Regions from separate parts of the Mus musculus genome. Here regions 2 and 3 are each linked to region 1. A link is a loop called in an ENCODE intact Hi-C map of the cell type or tissue named here. Cell type or tissue: left cerebral cortex. All regions are shown on one strand.

What was found. Hi-C counts contacts between places; a loop is a spot of excess contacts. Peaks named below come from ENCODE experiments on the same cell type or tissue, not always from the same donor. Only the 100,000 strongest peaks of a DNase experiment are listed, where the experiment ranks them.
Region 2: it touches region 1 in a loop (2.3-fold over the local background); 16 of 42 quality-filtered maps call a loop at or near these places.
Region 3: a loop joins it to region 1, with 6 times the contacts of the local background. A loop is called at or near these places in 16 of 42 quality-filtered maps.

What each region holds. Positions count from the first base shown.
Region 1 is chr2:19,905,289-19,913,288 of GRCm38, forward strand. It overlaps a transcript of Etl4 not described here. Among named protein-coding and RNA genes, the nearest start is that of Gm24670, 220 kb to the left of the region's middle. In left cerebral cortex, CTCF peaks have their summits at 4,304 (motif pointing left) and 6,045 (motif pointing right); DNase peaks (open chromatin) are centred at 3,580, 4,424, 4,956 and 5,727; H3K4me3 peaks cover 2,965 bases; H3K27ac peaks cover 1,990 bases.
Region 2 is chr2:19,722,648-19,730,647 of GRCm38, forward strand. No RefSeq gene overlaps it. Among named protein-coding and RNA genes, the nearest start is that of Gm24670, 35 kb to the left of the region's middle. In left cerebral cortex, a CTCF peak has its summit at 4,446 (motif pointing left); a DNase peak (open chromatin) is centred at 4,460.
Region 3 is chr2:19,711,254-19,719,253 of GRCm38, forward strand. No RefSeq gene overlaps it. Among named protein-coding and RNA genes, the nearest start is that of Gm24670, 24 kb to the left of the region's middle. In left cerebral cortex, a CTCF peak has its summit at 4,771 (motif pointing right); a DNase peak (open chromatin) is centred at 4,782.

The DNA.
Region 1 (8,000 bases):
GTTAATATTATAAGCTGTATGTTAAATGGATTTCAGAAGAATTTCAGGAAGCTAAGTAGTATGTGAAAAATATTCTGTTTTTTCTTCCTTTAAATAATGGTGTTTGTAACCCTATAGGAGGAACAACAATATGAACTAACCAGTACGCCTCCCCCCCCCCCCCGCCAGAGCTCATGTCTCTAGCTGTATATGTAGCAGAAGATGGCCAAGTAGCTCATCAATGGGAGGAGAGGTCCTTGGTCTTGTGAAGATTATAGGCCCCAGTACAGGGGAATGCCAGGGCCAGGAAGCAGGAGTGGATTGGGGAGTAGGGTGGGCTTGGGGAACAGGGTAGGGGGACAGTATAGGGGACTTTTAGGATAGCATTTGAAATGTAAATGAAGAAAATATCTAATAAAAAGATTCAATAACAAAAAAAATGGTGTTTGGCTTGGGGGACATTTTGTTTAGTTTATTTTTCCAAAAGGGTTTTGTTACAGAGTTCAAATTGATCATGACTCTTCGGCCCTCCCACCTCTAGCTCCCGAATGCTGGGATTCTAGGCATGTATTACCAGGACTAGCTTTGCCTTTGTCCTTTCATGCACACGCTCTTTCTAATTGGTATAGAAGGTGAGAAGTTGCTTCAAAGACCATGGGAGCTTATTCTTCCTAGGAGATAGCTTCTAGAATGATAGAGCCAAGTTTCTCCATAATTTTGCCAGCATATGTTTGCCATTTTGGTTTAGGAATATTAATAGCTAATATTAATCATATACTGTGGTGCATCATATGAAAAAGCAGTATGTTAAAGCTGTACTTCCTACCCAGGATCCTCTGGTTCTGACTCCCTAAGGGTTCTTATGTCTTTGTTAGTATAGTTGCAGATTGCCGTGTTTGTTCTGGGGTAGAGAGTTTGTTCTCTATCCGGTTCCTATAATGTGCTTGGTACTTGAACTACTTGGATAACATAGTCTGTGCTGGGAGCACAGTCACAGAACACTGGACTCTGACCTGATAGATTTGGACTGTGGCTCCTCTCACAATGGTTGGGGAGAAGTTCAGGGTAAGAAGAGTTGACCTTTTCTCCTTGCTTATCAGCAATAGCTATACCCTGCTGATGGGTGTGCTACACTCTACATAATAAAAAATGTTTGTCATGCATTTTAGACAGTCCAGCCATGGTGTAGAAAATAACAGGATTTCCCTTTTAAGGCTGAATTATATCGTTTTTGTGCTATCATTTCTTTTAGGTTATTCCTAAACCATGCATATTATTAATAATCCTGCAATGAGCATGGAGGAGACACAGGCATTGTTATGAGAGATTGAGTTCATCTTTTTCAGCTATATACCTGGGATATGGATTGAGGGGCATATGGTATTTCTACTGTTATTAACTGTAAAAATATTTTTCATAATGACTGCATCTAATTATATTCCTACCAATATGGTACAAGGTTCTCCTTTTTCTTACACCCTTATTCATAGTTATTGTCATTTGTCTTAACAAATATAAGGTGATATCTTATAGTAATATTAATTTAGATTACATTTGATATTCAATGATGTTGAGCATCTTGACCCATACTCTCTGGACTTGATTTTTAGACTTACTGTTAATTTTTATTTATGTGGGGTAGGAAGAGTGCTGGTGGTGATGTATATATAGCTCATGTGTGCAGGTACCTATGGGTAACAGAAGATGGTGCTGGATCCCTTGCAGCTAGACTTACATGTGGTTGTGAGCAGCCCAGTGTGGGTGCTAGTAACCCAACTCAGGTTCTCGGGAAGACTAGAAAGCATTTTTAACTGTAAAGTATCTCTCCAGTTCACTTTCTAGCCTTAAAAACAAACAAACAAACAAAAAGCTCATGTTTTCTTTGGAGAAATGTGTGTTTAGATCCTTTGTTAATTTTTTTAATTGGGTCATTTGTTTATCTGCTACTGAGTTATAAAGACACTTCATAGATTGGATGGTAACCCATATCCATTATGCATGGTCCAGAAGCTTTTCAGTTTGATATTGTTCCATTTATTGATCTTTGCTCTTGAAACTCAAGCTTTCAATATAATATTGAAAAAAAGTTGATGGCCACATATCACTGGTCATAGACACTGTCAAGGAATCCATGTCCTGTCCCCTTCTTTGGGCTTCAGGCCTCATCTTAAGTCTTTTGTCCACTCTCATCCAACTTTGTGTGGTGTTAAGGGTCAGACTTCCTTCTTTTGGTTGTGTATCCAGTTCTGTTCTGCCAGCACTATTTATTGAAGGCCTCTCCAGTTCTTGTCAGTCCTCTTGCTGTGTCTGGGGTTGGGGATCACTGATTGAGGATCTGTGCTTGGGGTCCTTTCTGGTTCTTGGCTTTGTTCCAATCATCTTCCTATTTGAAAGCCAGATTCTTCATTGTAGTCATATTATACTCTTTAAAAACAATCCAGGGAAGCTTTACTAGACCCTATGCTGAATCCCAAGAAAAGCAAACCAATGCCCACTGGGGAATGGCTTATAAGCTTGGAAGGAAGACAGACATGCAAACAACCAATCACATCAACATATACACATGGCTGACCTCCAGGTGTGCACAAGATGCAATGCAAAATAAAGGAAGGAGCTGCTTGTGTCTGTCATGTCAAATGGACAAAATTTGCTGAGGACATGTCAGCCATACTGTCACAGTAGCTGACAGGGCATCACTAACTTCCTGCATTAAACACATGCAAACAAAATCATGGCCCAGCTTGGAAGGTTCACAGCTGTCACTTTTCAATTTTGTTTTCAAATCACTAATTTGTCAATGGCTTGCTTATTTCCACACTATTAATCTGAATTGGCATTTTCAGGGAACGGTGACTCCTACGGAGAAATTATGCTTTCGAAACTCACATAGCTGGGATCTGGTTATGTAAGACTTTCATGGTGTCACCGTGCTTTCAAAATAACACCTTAAAAAATAGGTCAGTTCCAGAAGAACATGGCGGCTGATGGCCCTATGTCCCTCTCTGCTATTCCCTGCTCTCATTAGGAGAATGTTGTATCTTTACGCTTTAATTATGCTATTTGTTTGTGGACCCAGCCTGTGGTTATTGAGGATATCCATCATTTTACCTGATTAGCTAGATTTCCAATGTTTAAATGTGTGAGTTTTAAAAATTAGTAAACCTAACACAGTAGCATGGTTCCTACTCTTGCTTCTGTTTAGTCCATTGGAGAACTGGGATTGGGGCTTCTTTACTGAACTCACTTCCAAAACTTTAGAAAGTTGGATATATATATATATATATATATATATATATATATATATATATATATATATATATATATATATAACATCTTGAAACTGAGAATAATTTTATCTCTTTCAATTCCTTCTTCCTAGTCTCCGTTGAAAAGATTTTAATGAGTATGAGCACATCGGCGATTAAATGGTGTCTCGATACAGGAAGGAAGATGCTTGCAGTTAAATTTCACTGCCTCTCACCAGGACAAAATTGCTGGCTGCGGGAGCAGTCACTGCAGCGCTCCTGAGCTGGACGCCAAGATACTGGCAGCAGATCCGGCCTGGACTGGAGCGCAGCAGCGCATTGCACACTTCGCTCCTACCAGGGAGTCCTCCCTCAGCCTGCAGTCAGCTCCTAGCTGGCCATGGGATCTGGGAGGAGTGTAGAGTGCAGGAAAAAAAAAAAAAGTATACTAAGGGGACAAGTGCTCCAGGAATAACCTTTCTCCATCCCAACACAAAGGCAATTTCGGACAAGGAGGAAAGTCTTGCAAGGCTGCAGAGACAAGAAGTTAGTTTCACCCTTGACAACAAACAGCAAGGGAATCTTGCTCAGAATCCTCACGCTAGTCGGGCAGACTTTGACCTAGGACCTAGAGGATGACCCTCACACTCCTCGCCCTTGACCACTTTTGCTCAGGGCACCTTCTCCCAGTTTCTGGCCATAATTCCCCCAGGCTCATAAAAAGAAGTAAGTTAGGTGGGGACCAACAGCTGCAGTGATCACTCTGTAACAACTAGAGGCTCAAAAGCTCGCTCCCGGTAGGGAACTAGCAGCCAGAGCCAAGGCTGAGAGCTCCCAACTCTACCCAGACTGTTACTGGAGAGTAAGCTGCGCTGTCCCATGGTGGTTAACCCCCTTTGCCTCCTGCGCAGCTTTTAAGAAGGAGTCCTGTGCATCCTACAAACTTCTAATGCATCCTTTGCAACTCGGACCTCTCCCACCACCCTCACTGCTACCTCGATCTGTCTCTCTCTTGGTCTCCTCCAAACTCAGCCCCAACTGGGAAACGAGCGCCCCCAGCTGTTCACTGTAGCCCTTCAGCACCGCTTTGCGAAAGCTTAGATTTCGGATCCAGCTGCGTTTCCTCCCAGTCCTCAGCCCTGCGGGGCACACGCTCGCGTGCACACTCACACACTCACACTCCAGCATCCTCGCTCACCGCACCCCACCCTCTGCTGCCGCCGCTCCTCCGTGGGGCGGGAGGGAGGGCAGGTGACGTCAGGACTGCAGTCCGGAGGAGAGCGACGGGAGAGGGCTGTGCGCTCCTTGCTAAGGATGCTGGAGGCGCACTCGGGCAGCCACCGCTCCCGCGCTCCTCCCTGTCACGATGCGCGCCCGCGGAGGAGCCTCGCCAACCTCCAGGTGACTTGAAAGTCGTCTCCCCAGGAGGACGGAGAGGGTGCTGCAGTCCTGGCATGCACTAAAACTGCAAGTCGGACAGAAACAGCCCAGTCGAAGAGCGAGGCACACGGGGCGCAGTGCCCCAGCACAGCATCCCAGGGCTGCTAAAGGTAGCGGAGGCTCAAGCTTGCAATAAGATCTCCGTGCTGGACCCGGACACAGGGCACTCTTGCCACCGAAAGACTCATTTTTCCCTTCTTGCGCATTTCGCAGTCGTAGCTGGCCTGGGGAATGCGAGCATGGTGGAGGCTTCCTTCGGGTCGCCCAGAAGCAGCTGCCAGTGGGAGAGCTAGCGGAGAGGAGCGGGGGCGGCAGCCTCGGCCCGAAGTAAGTGCAGCAGAAGTTTGCGTCGCTTCCCCTGCCGCTCCCCTTGAGCGAGTGGGTAACACATCTCCTCCCTCTGGCTCCCAGAAACCCGAAGGGAGACTTATCAAGGAGTCTCTGAGCGGGAAAGCAATCCTCTCCAGAGGAGGCAAGTACCAGAAAGGATGCCATTTGGATGCTGGGGTGCAAAGGTTGGAGACCCCCATGTGGGTGGGCTGATGAGTCAGAAAAGAGCCTGACCCTGGAGATCTCAGAAGGGAAAGGGTTTCAGGAAAGGGAGGGAGAATGGAGTCACACCTATGCTTGGCATGCACTCCTGGAATGTGGAGGCAGGGGGATTAACAGAGGTTAGAAAGCCCCATACTGAGAGTCCCCTTGGTTTGCACTGAAGAGCGTGCAATCTGTGATAGCTGGATGGGGGGAGGGAGGAGGGAGGGAGGGAGGGAGGGACGGGGGGGGGAGAGAAAGAGAGAGAGAGAGAGAGAGAGAGAGAGAGAGAGAGAGAGAGAGAGAGAGAGAGAGAGAGAGAGAGAGAGAGACTGGTCCCAAGACAACGTGCTGGAGAGAGGGGATTCTCGGAGTCAGAACACTGTGTGGTTTGGGCCATCTGAGGTGCTGCACAGAGGCAACATAAATGGAAGGAGGAACAGGGTGTGACGCTTCGGTCGCCACAGTTGGTGATGAGTGTTTCTGGGGTCTCAGTTGCTAGATTCTGAAACAGGGCAGCTACTGAGGGTGACCGAGTGACTCATGTGGGGTGATGGACAGGAGCGGATCTGGGCTTTGCTTTTGACCCTCTGCTCTCTTGCGAGGGCTTCTCAGCCTTCTTGTTCCCAGCTGCTGAAGATCTGGATGACACCTGGTTTGCTCAAAAGAGACCCTTGGGATTTTGCTCACTTGCTGTCTGGCGGGATCAAATCCCTTTGACATTCGTTTCTCTAGCTGTATTCTCCCAAAGATGTTTTAATTCTTTAACAGACCAAACTTATAAATGGTTTAAAAAAAAAAAAAAAGTTAAGGAGCTGAGTCCCACCTGGTCAGAGGCCTGCAGAGGGCGTACACAGAGACGCAAGTGAGTTTGCTGGTCTCATCTCAGGGAATATTACCTTAAATATAATCAAGTGCTTTCAAGAGGGTATCTTCTCTGAGAATATGACTAAGTGGGAAAACAAAATCCCACTTAGATTTGATATTGAGGACGATGCTTTCAGGGAAAAAAATAGTAAAAAGCTGTTCCCAGTAAATTTTTTTTTTAATTCATCCGTAAGTCACCCAATCTCTTTTACCAATTCACTCACACAAAACACATAATGTAGCCGATCTTTTCCTCAGCATTGCACGGAATGCTGGACAACAGAAACGGTTGATGCACAATCCACCTTATAGCTGATAAGGGAAAACATGAGGAGAAATAGATGTTTTATAGTATGCGGCTGTACTACATTTTAACTCTATTGACTGACAACCCTGCTCACTGGCAGTGTGGCCCAGTGTCAGCCGGATTGTGTCTTCCTTGAAGGCTGGGGCACTATCAGTTATCTTTGATACTCAAAAATAGCATGCCAAGTACATATTTTGCCATCAATAAGTACTGCAGATTAGTACCTTCATGGATGGATTCTTCATAGCTAAAAGTATCCTATAGGAAGGATACTATCTGGGGAGACAAAAAAGGGGAGGAATGAGTCAGAAGGGGAAGGGGAAACTGGAGAGGACAGAAGGGGGAAAGAACTTAGGGCCCTAAACATTTGAAGATATTTAGTACATGCATGCAAGGAGGGAGTCTTAGATAGAGTTTTACTGCTGTGAACAGACATCATGACCAAGGCAGCTCTTATAAGGACAACATTTAATTGGGGTTGACTTACAGGTTCAGAGGTTCAGTCCAGGATCAATAAGGCAGAGCATTGCAGTGTTCAGGCAGGCATGGTGCAGGAGGAGTTGAGAGTTCTACATCTTCATCCTAAGGCTGCCAGGAGAACTCTGACCTCTAAAAAGCCAAGAAGAGGGTTAAAGCCCAAACTCACATTGGCATACCTACTCCAACAAGGCTATACCTCCAAATAGTGCCACTCCCTGGGCTAGACATACTCAAACCACCACATTCCATTCCCTGGCTTTCATACGCTTTTTCAAACATGAGCCTATGGGGGCCATACCTAAACATAGCATAATGCAAAATACATTTAGTCCAACTTCCAAAGTCACCATAGTCTATAGTAGGCTCAACAATGTTAAAAGTTTAAAGTTCAAAGTCTCTTTTGAGATTCATCCAATCACTTAACTGTAATCACCAAAGCAAGTCAGGAAACCAGCTGGGCAAACTCCAAACTCTGCATCTCCATGGCAGATGTCTAAACGGTCTTCAGATGTCCACTCCCTTTTCATCATCTTCGTTGACTGAAACAAACTTCTTCCTTCTGGGATGGTTTCACTTCCTGTTAGGAGCTATCCTCAGCAGATATTCCATGGCTCTGGCATCTCAAACACCTTGGAGTCTCCAAGGCAACTTCAACATTTTGGCTTCTTGTTTCAATGTTTGGGATCCACACATGATCTTCTGGGCTTCTCCAAAGGACATGGGTCACATCTCTAGCTCTGCTCTCTGTAGCATTCTATACTCTGGGTGGCTCCACTCCACTGCTCCTGTTGTTCTTGATCACTGAATGGCACTGGCATCTCCAATACTCTGGGATCTTCAACTGTAGCTAGGCTTCACTAATAGCCTGTCATAGGCTCTCTTCATGGTGTCAAGCCTCAACTTCTTTGTATGACCCTTTCAGTTCTGGGTCTTCAACTGCAGTTGAGGCTGTACCTTCATCAATGGCCTTCCCTGGCCTCTCACAGTGCCAAGCCCCAGCTGCTGTCCATGACCCCTTCATACCTCCAAAACCAGTACCATCTACATGACTCTTACACATTACCAAGTACAGCTGTAGCTGGGGGTACAGCCTTGGCTATCTCTGGAACACAGCTTCTTTGTGCTCTCAGGAAATATTCCCCAGAAGATTT
Region 2 (8,000 bases), 180 kb before region 1:
AGAATTCTATATCTTGATCTGCAGACAGAAAAGGGGACTGTGCCACACTGATCAGACTTAAGCTCATATGAGACCTCAAAGCCCCACCCCCACAGTGACACACTTCCTCCAGCAAGGGCCCACCTACTCTAACAAGACCACACCTCCTAATAGTGCCACTTCCTGTGAGCCAAGCATTCAAACAGATGAGTCTATGGCGGCCACACAATTGTTATGAAATGGAAGAGGGGGTATATGTCTATAGGTGCAAACATTAATACATTTATTGGTGAAGATTATTTTTAAATACAAAAGCAATCAGTTGACATTGAAGAATGGACAGGATTTGAGAGGTTGGAAAAAATAGAGAACAGACAAGACATGGCTCTTCAGAAGACCGAGGTTGATACAAGTCTCCAGGGACTGGCAGTAGCCCCAGAGGCTGCTTGGAGTTCTAGCCACTATGACAGTGTTTTCTTCTAACCATGCTCCATTACACAGGTATGGCTGAGGAGTGGGTAGGTAAAAGCTGGCAGGTTTGGCTGAAGTTGGAGTTTTCTGGGTGACAATGACTAAATGGCAGTTGACACTAGAACTGAGCTCCCCTGCAAAGGAAAGGTAGTGCTGGGTGTTAGGTCTGGGCTGACCCTGAAGACAGGGAGGTCACACGCAGAGGTGAACCAATGGTAATCTTGAGTTTGGGAACTATCCTTGTTGGAAATTAATGGACTAGGTATGACCATGATGGTAGCTGACTCAGATAAGGTAAAGATGAGACTATTGTGACAAAAAGGCTGTGATTAGCAGACTAAAAAACTGAAGATGTCACCAGTAAAGGTATCAAAGTTCCCAGGAATTGTGGCAGGAATGGTGTGGGGAGGAGTTGTCTCAATAGCCCTCAGGGAGTGTCCCATTTGTGACTACACTAATTATGGGTAACACCTGTCTCCTAAACATGGCTTATGGCCATGGGTCTCACTTTTTTTGCCCAAGTCACCACAAGTTCCCCATATATTCTAAAATCATCATGTTTGTGCATAGCTTGGCATGCATGCATGAAGGTCTGAGCTCCATCCCAGAATCCACATAAGAACATTGGGCATGTTGCTGCTTGTAATCCCAGCACTGGGAAGGAGAGACAGGAAGATCACTGGGGCTGGCTGACCAGCCTAGGGGAGACTCTGTCTCAAATGATATTCTGAGGATGACAAGGGTGTCCTCCAGTCTCCATGGGAACATATGTGTATTTGCAGTTGCAGGCATGAATGTACACACACACACACACACACACACACACACACACACACACACACATACACACACTCGCGAATGCACATGCTCTAAACATAGCCAAACTTGGAAAAAATAAGCAAGTACCTTTTAAAACTCTTCTGTTAACTGGAGAACACAGGCACTCTTAAACATACAAAGCAATCTATTTCAGGCTGTAATCTGTAAGCTTGCTAGTTTGCGAGGGCATATTTTCATAGCTAACAGGATAAACTAATGGCTGTACTGTGTTAAAAGAGGTAGCAGGCAAGTTAGAGATTGGGAGACTGAGTTTAACAAGTATATTAAGTATCAACCAGGGACCTTCAGAGTTAATGTTGTTAGAGCTTTGAGCATTGGAGAGAGAGAATTGTTTGACTGTTGGTTTATGAAATGAGACACTGGGGCGTCTTTGGCACTAGAACTCTAATTGAATGGATACCTCTAGACAGCCAACAGGAATTCCTTGCCCCTCATTCTCCCATGACCCATAAATCATTTTTTATAGAATGTTTTTCTTATTGTTTCCTCCTCCATCACCCTACCTAGAGTCCCATGGAAAGAGAGCTGTTACTTATTGACGTTTGTACCCATCTTCAAAGCCAGTACTTCATCCAATAGTCATCTAGTAAATATCCACTCAGCACTGGAATGAGGAGTGGTACTCACACAGATACATGACTTGACTGCTAATTTGTTAATGTATTTACAAAAGAGTGACCACCTCATAGCTTGCTGTTGTACAGTTTGGGCATTTGTAGGTGTTTGCATAGGTGTTGAAGTAGCATGTAAGAAAAGCCATGTGGCCAGGCAGTTGGGTAATGGATGGGTATCTGCTGGATGGCACTGTTATTGTTCTACTTTGCTTTCTGTTGCTCTAATGAACACCATGACCAAAAGCAATTTGGGGAGGACAGCGTTTATTCTGTCTTACACTTCAGGTCAGAATCCACCATTGAGGGTAGTCAGGGCATGGACTTGAGGCAGGAACCTGGGGCAATAAATGAAGGGTCGCCTACTGGCCGGCTGTGCCACTCAAAGCTCCAGCTTTCTTCTCTTTTAAGAAGTGGGGCTTAAATTGTCACTTTAATGGCAATTACAGTTGCTAATTTGGTTGCACATAGTCTTTTATTTATAGTTCTTTTTAGTTTTTAGTGCGCACAGCGGCCAGAAGAGGGCAATGCACTACTCAGAAATAGTGTCACTGACAGCTGTGAGCTGTCTCATGAGTACTGGGAATTGAACCTAGGTCCTCTGAAAGAGCAAGCAGTGATCTTAACTGCTGCTCCATCTCGCCAACAGCTCTGTTAGCTTTGTTCTACAGCCCACAGACTGGTCTACCTAGCAATGTTGCCACCCATAAAGGGATGGGCCCTCCCAAATCAATCACCAATCAAGATGATATCATAAAGACGTGACCAATCTTACGTGGGTAATCACTCAACTGCGACTCTCTCAGCTGCCTCTGGGCCGTGTGAAGTTGATAGATGAAGCTGACTAGTTCAGTCATGATTTGGGTGGGAAGTGTGCACTACAGGCTCATGGCTGAATGTTCCCTCTGGAGACTAGGTAGGAAACGTTGGGAGCCAGGGCCTAATGGCGGCATCTCCTCAGACAGCTGGTTCTCCTTTCCTTCCTGCTCTTCTTCCTTCCACCATGAAGTGGGACATGCATCTGATGCTTCATCTGCCACAGTCAATGAAGCCGGAAAAATGGATAGAGAACTTTGAAATCATGAGGGAAAATAAGTTGTTCATGTTGTTTTGGTCAATAGGACAGAAAGTCTACTACCACCATCTCCTTTCTCTGTGAGTCTGCTCTGTCTTGCACATCTGCATGGTTGCATCTGTTTGTAAACCTAGTCACTAAGACATGATGGGATGTCTGGGCCTCAAAATCCCTAAAGGGTTCTGAGAAAATAGGTCCACTCAAAAGTTGTTCTTTCTCTGGCTGCAGACTTCCATATGTCTCCCACCTAAGCGCAGTGGGCTGGGACAGTGTAAGGGGTACGGTTTCATTAGTTACTTATCTCTAGCTGATGGTGCACTCTGGACCAGCAAGCTTTGCCCCGGACTTATCCTGTAACCCTCTTTTATGATTCCTGAGGGTGGTCTTGATTTTTAAGAATCCCCTCTTCTGACATCCACAAGGCTACTCTAGATCTGAGAGGCCTGAAGTGGCTACTGCCATGTAGGCAGCTGAGGTTTATGCTAGGGCTGAAATCATCTACAGTCTCACTAGGTTTACAATTTTCTCTTCTTAATGGCTGAAAGAATGAAGAGTGTTTCTTCTCTCCCGGGGCTTTTATTCCCCTCTGTGAAGCTGAGATGGTCTGATGAACATCGCCAGTCACTGAGGACGTGCTGTTTTAGGACTGATAGTGAATTCCAGGACAGTTTGTTCTTCCAGCTCCAAACCTGCCCTGCCCAGCCACGCCCGTCCGTGTCTTGAGATAGTGTTTTGGTTGTAATCTTCCTCTGTCCCCACCTCTACATTATAGTTTTTATCTTCTTCATAGGTGTTTATCTTATTCACATCTAATCTAGGTTATTTTACAAATGTTCTGGAAAAATGGAAAACAATATGCCAAATATTTGTTTAGTTATTAATTTGATACCAGGGACATGGACAGGAGTTGCTCCGGCTTTGACCCCACACTCACACAGCTCAGCATAAATGTCAGATCCACAGTATCAACAGAATGTTACGAGCTGCAGGTGCCCATGAGAGGTGCTGCTCTCCTACCCTGGGAAATATGTTTCTGATGTAGAGGGAGGAAACCCTTCCCACCCTATGTACTCTTTGGGACCTAGAAGGATAAAGGACAGCCAGAGAGTCACCTGCAAATACCGTCTCTCATACCCCTTCAGCCTGTAATATTCAACATGCCAACATGGCGTAATTTGAGTTAGAGCATCCTGGACTCCATGAATCCATTTCTGAAAGGATGTGAGGATAATATCAGTAGCTATAAACTTGATAATGGTTCCCCCCCTGATTCTTTAGAGCAAAGATCATTTGTACCTGTTGTCTACTGTAATTCGGTCTTTGGGTTTTCAGAGAGAATTCATCTTGCTGTGATTACGTTGTTTTAACAATGGGGAAAATCTAAGTGAAAATAAGGGTGTGTGAAATTGCTGGGGACTCAGATTTGGAAAGCAAACTGGCCAAGAGGGCGAGAGGAGCAGTGGCTCCCTCTAGCGGCAAAGCTATGGAAGCGCTTTGAGGTTGGGCCCGTGCCTAGTTTGCCGAGCAAAAAAGGGAATGTTTTCTTCAGGAAAGAGCAGAATCCTGGGTGTGGTCTGGGAATTGGAAACTTCTGATGTTTCCACAATGACATTTGTTTTGCGACCTGATAGCTTTAGAACACCCGGTTCCCAAAGCTAACAGGCAAGATTGCAGGGATGTCTAGGGTACTATGGCATTTGTTTCTCTATTAACGTAAGCTTACACACACATACATACATACATACATACATACATACATACATACACACATACATACATACACACACATACATACACACATACATACACACGCATACATATACACATACATACACATACATGCACATACATACATACACACATATACACATATACATACATATATACACACATTTATAGATACATACACATACATACATACACACATACATACATACACACATACATACACACATACATACATACACATACATACATACATACATACATACACACATACACACATACACACATACACACATACATACATACACATAATACACACACACACACAATGACAAATATGGAATGTTGGTTTCTTTAAAAAACACATTATTATAAGAATGTGCTTTTACTTGAATCGTAGGCATGGGGCTGTGGGGTTGCTTCAGACTGTCCACAGCTGACTATGATTTGTCTGATGCTCTAGCAGAGGCATGGTTTTGCCAGTTGCAGGTTGATTCTGCGATTATATGACATTTGGAATTCTGGAAACTTTTCAAAGAGGATGTAAATGCTAGGGCCTCAAAAGGTGGGGTTGGCGTTGTTGGTCCTTCATGGGGGCTGTTTGTGGTTTGTTAGTCATTGTTCTCAAAGAAGAAACAAAAGAAAAGAAATTAAATTTAGGGATCTCTCTCTCTCTCTCTCTCTCTCTCTCTCTCTCTCTTATCTAATGATAGGGAATGAACCCAAGGGTGGAGAAACAAAGGATAGGAAAAAGAAGATCTCATAGCAAAGCGATAACACACACACCCCAATAACTATATACATATACACATATATATGAACTCATGACCATACATGAGCATGTGAATTCTTTCTGAAGAGTAGTTTTAAGGTCACAGGAAAATTGAGCAGCAGAGACTGAGATATTACATTTCTCTCATAGACCTCTTAATTTCTAGTACCCTACACCATAGGGTCACATTGTTATATTAGAGTTTGCTTTATAAATGTGTGTGTGTAAAGGGGATATATGCACACATTTGTGCACATATACACATTTCCACACATGGAGGCCAAAAGATGGCATTGGATTCCCCTGAGCTGCTAGTACAGGTGTTTGCAGGTGCCTGGCTTGCTACATATGTTCTGGGATTCAAACTCTACTTCTCATGGTTGGACACCAATCAGACTTAACCAACCGAGCAATCCTAGCCCTGGAATTTCCTCTTCACACTATGAAATTGAACAAGTGCTTAATGACATCTATCCATCATTACAGAATTGTACTTCCTTAATTTTACTTCCTTAAAACTCCCTGTCTTAGCCTATCCATTTCCCCTCATGGATCGCTTTCCCTTTCCACATTTTAGTTAGAAAAGTGTTCAGCCTCTTGGATTGGCTCGTTTCACGTAGTAAGATGCTTTTACCTCTTACGTTTAAAACATGGATTGAGAGGTCTTCTTGTTTTCCTTTTTAATGCTGAATATTATTATTCCATTCTTCAGCTATTCCACAGTTCGTCAATATACACACATAAGGACATCCCATTACTTACAAGTTTTAATGATTATGCATAAAATTGCTATAAAAAGCTGTGTGCAGTTGTGTAGGCATGATTGTTCTGTTCCTTTGAGTAAGTACTGAGGAAGATGCTTGCTTGCTTGCTTGCCTTAGTTTTTTTTTTGAGTATTGGTCTTTTGTTGTTGTTGTTGTTGTTGTTGTTGTTGTTGTTTTGTTGTTGTTATTTTTGGCTTTTTTTTGAGACAGGGTTTATCTATGTATCAGCCCTGGCTGTCCTGGAACTTTCTTTGTAGACCAGGCTAGGCTCAAACACACAGATAATCAGCTGCCTCTGCCCCTGTCTCCTGAGTGCTGGGATTATAGGCATGAACCACCACATTGTGGTTTAGTTTTGTAAGAAATTGCCATCTGCCTTACAAAGGGTATGAGTGGTTCTGTGTTCTGTGGCCACTGAGGAGAGCTCTTGTTATGCACTTTCACCAGTGTGCTGAGCTAGTTACAGGTGAATTTGGCACAGGTTAGAGTCATGGGAGGGGAGGGAACATCAACTGAGAAAATGCCTTCATAACCTCCGGCTGTAGGCAAGCCAGAAGGACGTTTTCTTAATTCATGATTGCTGTGGAGTGGCACAGGGCATTGTGGGTGCTGCCATCCCTGGGTTGGTGGTCCTGGGTGCTTCAAGGAAACAGGCTGAGCAAGCCATGAAGGGTAAGCACTGCACCATGGCCTCACTGTGATCACAAAATGGACAAGCAAGATCGCAGGGATGTCTGGAGTGGTCTGCATCAGCTCCTGCCTCCAATTTTCTGCTCCAGTTTGAGCTGCTGGCTTGGCTTCCTTTAATGGATTATGATTCAGAATATAAAAGCCAAATAAACCCTTCCTGCCTGCCCTGTTGTGGGAAATATTAAAGAAATGAACCTGCCAGATCTCCGTGGGGCCGGACCACGCCCTGAGCTCCTGCCACCACTGGCAACTCTCTCCAGATAGTCCGGCTGCGCCCAATTGCAGCATTCCCAGCTCTTGTTCGCTTGTCCCTGATGCCACTAGTTCTTCCTCAGTCATAAACTCATGTAGTCGGTGATCCCACATTCCAGTAGTCAAATGGAACTGCCAACCTTCCAGTTGCATATCACAATACCCAGTAACCCAGTAAAACCAAGGCTCTTAAAGCTTAATTAACCAATCAGATTTATGTATCAATAATAGCACAATTTACAAGGTGCCAATATAATAATTTCAGAGCCAATTGATAATGATAAGAGCTTTATTCCAATTAATCCAACCTTATGATACCACAACTTCTTGTGGCTGGTAAACATGACACGGGTTCACGTCCAAAGTCATCTTCCTTCTCCTCCTACCCTCCAATGCTCCCTGTCTTCACAACTCTTAGCTCTGCCTCCCATTTCCCTGCCAGTCATAGATCTCTGCACTAATGTAATTGGGCAGAGAAAATCCTTCGACACTCTCCAAATTGCTTTTGGTGTTTCATCAAGGCAACAGAAACCCTGAGATAACTAGCATTTAGTGCTGTCTGTCAGCAGTCTGAACTTTGGCCCTTCTAGCAGACATACATCAGGGTCACCTTAGATGTTACTTAGATGTTAGATGTAGATAGGATATGGTTGATTATATTTTCTCTTATTTTCTTACGTAGGATTTTTCGCATTGTTCACATTGTTACTTACTTTTGTCATTTATCATTAATGAGTAATTATCCAGAAGAATTATAGCAGCTTCATTTGGATGTGAATAGTCTTATACAATGTGTTCATTATTAAAGAATATTTAATTAG
Region 3 (8,000 bases), 190 kb before region 1:
TTTCTTTCTTTATTCCTTCCTTGACCAAGGTATCATTGAGAAGAGTGTTGTTCAGTTTCCACGTGAATGTTGGCTTTCCATTATTTATGTTGTTATTGAAGATCAATCTTAGGCCATGGCGGTCTGATAGGATACATGGGACAATTTCAATATTTTTGTATCTGTTGAGGCCTGTTTTGTGACCAATTATATGGTCAATTTTGGAGAAAGTCCCGTGAGGTGCTGAGAAGAAGGTATATCCTTTTGTTTTAGGATAAAATGTTCTGTAGATATCTGTCAGGTCCATTTGTTTCATAACTTCTGTTAGTTTCCCTGTGTCCCTGTTTAGTTTCTGTTTCCACGATCTGTCCATTGATGAAAGTGGTGTGTTGAAGTCTCCCACTATTATTGTGTGAGGTGCAATGTGTGCTTTGAGCTTTACTAAAGTGTCTTTAATGAATGTGGCTGCCCTTGCATTTGGAGCATAGATATTCAGAATTGAGAGTTCCTCTTGGAGGATTTTACCTTTGATGAGTATGAAGTGTCCCTCCTTGTCTTTTTTGATAACTTTGGGTTGGAAGTCGATTTTATCCGATATTAGGATGGCTACTCCAGCTTGTTTCTTCAGACCATTTGCTTGGAAAATTGTTTTCCAGCCTTTCACTCTGAGGTAGTGTCTGTCTTTTTCCCTGAGATGGGTTTCCTGTAAGCAGCAGAATGTCGGGTCCTGTTTGTGTAGCCAGTCTGTTAGTCTATGTCTTTTTATTGGGGAATTGAGTCCATTGATATTAAGAGATATTAAGGAAAAGTAATTGTTGCTTCCTTTTATTTTTGTTGTTAGAGTTGGCATTCTGTTCTTGTGGCTGTCTTCTTTTTGGTTTGTTGAGGGATTACTTTCTTGCTTTTTCTAGGGCGTGATTTCCGTCCTTGTATTGCTTCTTTTCTGTTATTATCCTTTGAAGGGCTGGATTCGTGGAAAGATAATGTGTGAATTTGGTTTTGTCGTGGAATACTTTGATTTCTCCATCTATAGTATTTGAGAATTTGGCCGGGTATAGTAGCCTGGGCTGGCATTTGTGTTCTCTTAGTGTGTGTATAACATCTGTCCAGGCTCTTCTGGCTTTCATAGTCTCTGGTGAAAAATCTGGTGTAATTCTGATAGGCCTTCCTTTATATGTTACTTGACCTTTCTCCCTTACTGCTTTTAATATTCTATCTTTATTTAGTGCATTTGTTGTTCTGATTATTATGTGTCGGGAGGAATTTCTTTTCTGGTCCAGTCTATTTGGAGTTCTGTAGGCTTCTTGTATGATCATGGGCATCTCTTTCTTTATGTTTGGGAAGTTTTCTTCTATTATTTTGTTGAAGATATTAGCTGGCCCTTTAAGTTGAAAATCTTCATTCTAATCAATTCTTATTATCCGTAGGTTTGGTCTTCTCATTGTGTCCTGGATTTCCTGGATGTTTTGAGTTAGGATCCTTTTGCATTTTGTATTTTCTTTGACTGTTGTGTCGATGTTCTCTATGAAATCTTCTGCACCTGAGATTCTCTCTTCCATTTCTTGTATTCTGTTGCTGATGCTCGCATCTATGGTTCCAGATCTCTTTCCTAGGGCTTCTATCTCCAGCGTTGCCTTGCTTTGGGTTTTCTTTATTGTGTCTACTTCCCTTTTTAGTTCTAGTATGGTTTTGTTCATTTCCATCACCTGTTTGGATGTGTTTTCCTGTTTTTCTTTAAGGACTTCTACCTGTTTGGTTGTGTTTTCCTGCTTTTCTTTAAGGGCCTGTAACTCTTTAGCAGTGCTCTCCTTTAATTCTTTAAGTGACTTATGAAAGTCCTTCTTGATGTCCTCTATCATCATCATGAGAAATGTTTTTAAATCTGGGTCTAGATTTTCCATTGTGTTGGGGTGCCCAGGACTAGGTGGGGTGGGAGTGCTGCGTTCTGATGATGGTGAGTGGTCTTGATTTCTGTTTGTAGGATTCTTACGTTTGCCTTTCGCCATCTGGTAATCTCTGAAGCTAGCTGTTATAGTTGTCTCTGTTAAGAGCTTGTTCTTCAGGTGACTCTGTTAGCCTCTATAAGCAGACCTGGGAGGGTAGCTCTCTCCTTAGTTTCAGTGGGCAGAGTATTCTCTGCAGGCAAGCTCTCTTCTTGCAGGGAAGGTACCCAGATATCTGGTGTTCGAACCGGCCTCCTGGCAGACGCTGTGTTCCACTCACCAGAGGTCTTAGGATCCCGTGGGGGCCCTTGCGGGTGTCGGGCGACTCCGCTGGCAAGGTACCCCGGGGCTCGAGTGGAGTGGAAGGGGCTTGTGCCCCAGGTCAGGCCCGGGTAGTCTGCTTCCCTATTTCCCGCAGTCTCAGGTTCCTCGCGATTGGATTGGGGCAGGCGCTGAGTTCCACTCACCAGAGGTCTTAGGATCCCGTGGGGAATCCTGTGTGGGCCCTTGCAGGTGTCGGGCGACTCCCCTGGCAAGGTACCCTGGGGCTCGAGTGGAGCGGAAGGGGCTTGTGCCCCAGGTCAGGCCTGGGTAGTCTGCTTCCCTATTTTCTAGGTCAATCTTATTGAGGCACTCTCTCAGTTAAAACTCCTTCCAAAATAACTCTGGCTTGTGTCAAGCTAACAAAAACAACAACAGCAACAACAACAACAAAAAACAAAATAGAAAAACAAAACAAAACACAAAAAACAGAAAAACCTAACCAACAAACAAAAACAAAAACAACAAAAACCCAACAAAACAAAACAAAACAAAACAAAAACAAAAAACCCTAACTAGCCAGGTACCAGGTATCTCAGTTACTTGTCTTATTGCTGTGACCAAATATGTAGTGGGAAGCAACTGGGGCGGGGGGTACACTTAATTTGGTTCACAGTTTGAGGTGATATAGTCCACCATTGGCAGGGAAGACATGACAGCAGAAACTTGAGGCAACGGGTCACACTGTATCTTCAGTCAGACAGCAGAGCACGAGGAAAGCTGGTGCTTGGTTCCCTCTCTCTTATCTATTCACCCCAGGACCTCAGCCCATGGGCTGGTGCCACCCACATTTAGGGTGGGTCTTCCCTAATTAATCCAATCTAGAAACTCCCTCACAGACATGCTCAGAGGTTTGTTTCTATGATGAATATAAATCCCATTGCATTGAAAATCCAGATTAACCACCTCATTAGGCTATGCTGTTATGGCAATAACAACACAGATGAGGACAAAGGCAGAAGGGCAGACACCTATCACTGCATTCTGTAGAATCTCTGACATTTCTCACAGTGCCCAGGGTGTCCCAGGGCCCACAGCCAAGTCCAGTGAAAACACCATGCTTTTCCCATGGTTGAACTGACTAGCAGAATTGAGACATTACCATGTTTCCTAGAATTGAATTTGTAATTTCTGTAACTCCATAATCCATCAATGAATGAATAATTCATTTAAAAACACTTAGAGTCTACTAAGTGACTGGGTTAAAGAGGCAATTAAGAAGTTGTTCCTGGGCCCATCACAATGGCTCAGTGAGTATAGGCAATTTTGCCTACCCTGATGACCTAATCTTGATCTCTGGGACCCAGATGTTGGAAGAAAACAGCCTACTTCTACCACTTGCTCTCTGACTTCCAGACACACACTATGGCACCAGTATGTATGAAATCTGCACACATAAAGATAAATGTGAAAAAAAAACACCTTGATTTATTAATTGGTTCCTGCCAGGCACGGCAAAGGCATTTTCATTGTCTGAATAACTTAGATGTTATATATCACAATTGACACCTGGAGTATGGCTGCTCTGTCACCTACTACTGGACCAGGGATGTCCTGCCAGAAGTAGATACCATTGAAGGATATTGATGAATTCAGTACCAGGCAACAAACACATCAACTTAGGAAGACTTAAAGTCTCCATTCTGGAATCAGTGTGTAACTAAAGGAACCTACCACCCTAGTGATTAACACCAATCTTTGACTGATTCATTGGAGTCTTGGTAAGTAGAAGAATTCAAACAGTGTACTGAAGTGAAGAAGGGTGTCTTTAGGTCGGAAGCATAGCCAACAGGAGGCTCTCCAACTGTCTCCAGAAAATGGTGTGTTCTTGAGCTTCAGTCAGTAAATTCTCGGTTACTTATACTTTGAAAATTCTGCCTTTTGACATGAAAGGAAATTCAATTTAACATGCATCCATTGAGTATATTTTTGGGAGCTAATTTGCTAACATGCTGTATTTACAATAATGAAAACAACATTTCTAGCTTACGTTGCTCTTAGTGAACACGAACTGTTCAATAGTTATGTGCAATGCAGAGAGAGTGGATCTGTTTAATGCATGCCAAGGTTATATCTCTGTGATCTTATTGCCACCAAGTCACTGGCTATGCTGGGTAAATGCAAGGCTCAGTCAGACCTATTCTAGATCTACCCAGAAATTTGCCATTCTGTAATTTTATTTGCATTCTACACCTCCAGATCCCGCTCATAATCACAAAAGCCTGTCAGGCAGCTGACAGAACAGTGATCCATCTCCAAAATACCTCTGTCCTAGGAAGCCCCGCCCCCAGCTCGGCTTGCGGGCTTCTCGTTGCCAACATTCAAATCTCCTTAAAGCATTCTCATTCTTTGATCTCATTTTTCACCTGTCAAGATCATTTACACAAGTTCCGCTATTCTTAAACTTCTGTGGATTCCAGCAAGATGTAGCTAAAATAAAAAGTAGAAATAGCTCCCACAGGGGTTGCAACCTGGGCAATCTAAACTTATGACTGCAAACTGTACAAAGCGAGTCAGGACTCTGGAGGGCCTGAAGGTGGCAGTAGAGGACAAGCTTGTTCTCTGGTTTTGATGTTGGGAACAGCTGCCATAAGTCAATTGCTCCGGAATACAAGTTCTGTTTGTTGCATTTCCTGTTCTCTAGGTCCCTTTCCGATTCCGCCTTTGATGTTTTCCCTCTCTAATTCTCTCATCATCTAAATTGCTCTTGAGCGTTCTAGGCAGATGCCATTTCTAGTTTGCCTCCCTCCTCCCCCAAGAAATAAAAACCATGCCACCATATGACCTTTCACCTACTTAAACTTTTCTTAAATAAATAGGATCAGCAAACAAATGCATTAAAGTTCACCCTTGGTCAATTTTAAAACGAAATTCACAGAAGTTGATAAGCAAAATTAGCAAAGATGTGATCTTAGGCAATTGACAACAGACTTTTTAGCAAATGGCTATTTTAAAAATATCTTAATAACAGGGGCTTCCCAATCATCTGATTTTTTAAAATTAAGTTTTCTTGGCACACAGCCCATTGGTTTGAATCTTTTTGGACTTTAGTGGCCATCTTGAGTGCCCGGGTGGCTGACTCACGTGTGCCGATATTCTGCAGTATTGAGTAATAGAAAACCGTCAGTGGCTTTCTCCTAAGGGTCATTGCTCACTCATAACATGGTTTTTAGGAGTCAGTTCTGACAAGCGGGTCTTTCTCTGGAATGTTGTTGGTTTAGGGAAGAGGTATCAGAGAAAATGGAACCATGGTGGTAGCTTCTAAAACTCTCATTTGGAGTTAGAAAGATCACTCTGTGGTTAGGAATCCTGGCTGCTCTTCCACAGGACCAAGGTGTCATTCCCAGTATCCACATGATAGTTCACAACCGCTACAACATCAGCTCCAGGGGATCTGACACCCTCTTCTGACATCCTCGGGTACTGTACATGATGCATGATACATGTGGGCAAACACCCATGTACATACACATAAATAATTAAAGAGGAGAACTCATTCTAAGTAGCACATGCCCTTCCAGTCATGGTTCACTGGACAAGCAAGCCTCAGGGACAGTGCCAGGGAAGGAAGAGTTTGCTTCCTGTGGGATTTCTGGGAGGGTTGCGCTTCACTAGAATGGCATGGAAAAGCAAACAAACTAAAAAAGAAATGCGTTACATTGCTCTGCCTATGTGGTTCTTTTGTTTACAATCTGGCAGAATGACTAATTTTCCTCTTCTCTCATCAGTTTGTTGAACCATATGAGTCCTAACCATGAGTCCAGCTTGGGAATTCTGAAGATGAAAAGGATCCTAGAGAGAAAACATCTCTTCATCTCCCCTGTCCTACACACAGCCTCCGGCTCACTAACTACCTTGAAGGTCTCGGGATCAGTCTCACCTGTTGCTGTATCCTTGATTTCACGCACTAGGGTCCAGAGGGGAGACTCAAGCCCTGGTGGCTTCCTGGCAGGTGCTTTCAAAGTCGCTAGTGTTTGAGAGAAGAGCAAGTGAAGTTCCAGTAGGAGTCTCAATGGATCCTGCAGTGCTGGGAGGAGTCCTGAAGTTTTGATGATCCTTCAGATTGGCTGCCAGGGAGGCTGGGTGAGGAGACAGGCAGTTGAAGTGCCAAGCCAATGTTGGGGCTAAGGATAGAAAGGGTTACACCATGAAGCATTAAGCAAGATGGTTCCTACAGCTACAGATGGTCACTGGAGGAGTCAGTTCAGGGCTGTCAGGACTATCAATTTACAGAGTGGTTCTGCAGGGACTGGGTTGGGGATCTGGGCTGAGTACCCCATTATCTACAATGCTTTTCCTAATTCATGTATCCATGCAAGACTCAGGTCACCCAGATATATTCATCTGCACTCAGCTATAGACCATTCCTTTCCTTTCTCAGTCTCATGCTGGTCTCTGGTCATCATTCTCTACCAGTCTTGCTCTTGTCTTGGGTTTTACCTCCAGCAAGTCTTTGACAGCACTGAAGCCTCAAAGGCTGCCTCCCTCTGCTGTTTATGATCCAGTATGCACACATCAACTGCAATATCCTCCTCCTCCTCAGCCAAGCTCACTTATTAAAAGGTCCAACTCATCTTCCACGGTAGCCAGAAATGGCTGGAGACAGCTATGCTTGTTAAATCTCTGGATCTGGGTAAAGTCTTAGAACTTAGGCCTTCACCATAACCATTTGCTCTACTTACTTCCCAGCTCAGTGGAAACTTCTTCCATACCACTTCCTTTCCCATCCACTGCCTCCTCTTGCTTTCTGCATTGCACGTTACTGAGGAGAGGGAGGGCCACAGAAAACTTTGTCTATTTTCCCCTCTCACCAGTGTCTCTGGTGCCTGTTAGCCTTGTTCTTTCTCTGTTGTTTTACTTGAAAATTTTCATTGTAATGCATCCATTGGTAATTTTATACATAGGTAAAATGAATTCTGATCACACTGCCACTCCCCTCACCTCCTTACCTCCTTCTCACCCCTAAAACTAACCTCCCAACAAGTCTCTGTTCTCCGTCATGTCTTTTGTTTTATTTTTAACGGAACACATTGGTCATGACTGGGTGTGGATATGGAGCTATCAATCCACTGGAGAAGTCACTAAAGGCTACTTCAATGAAGATAATGAAGATAACTCTCCTTCCTAACCGACTGACAGACTCCACCCCCTTATCTATCTGCTCCTTTATGCATCACGATTATTCTCATTCTGTTAAAGCTACCAGGACACAAACTTTCTTTCCTTCTTCCAAATGTGCTCTTGGTCCCCACGCCCCTACCAGTTCACCAAGGCCTGATTCCCATGGGCAGTTTCTCTCCTACTCACCCTGTTTGCATTAGCCTAATATTCCCACAGCACTGGACACAGATGGCTATGCGTAGTTCTCTTCAGGTCTCCACAGACTTCTGATTTTCTTTCTTATTGACTGGTTCCTTTTTGTTCTCTTTTGTCCTTGCTCATCCTTGACATGGCTGAATGTGGTAGTGTGCCAGTGACTGTCCATCAGACATTTTCTCTTCTTTCTCTCTGCTCCCTCCTGGGGAGTATCTCCAGATGGTTTTAATTATCATCTACATCTTCCCAAAGCCCTGACCTCATATCCAAGACCTCTGTCCATATTGCCAGTTGCCTACATTACATTTCCACTTGAATCTCTCTCATGCAGACTCACTACAGGTCATACCAGGAATCCCCAAAATTGCTGTCACATGGCTGAAGCAAGAGAGGAAATGAATGGTTGTATCTTAGACATCATCGCACAGTAAACATTCAAGA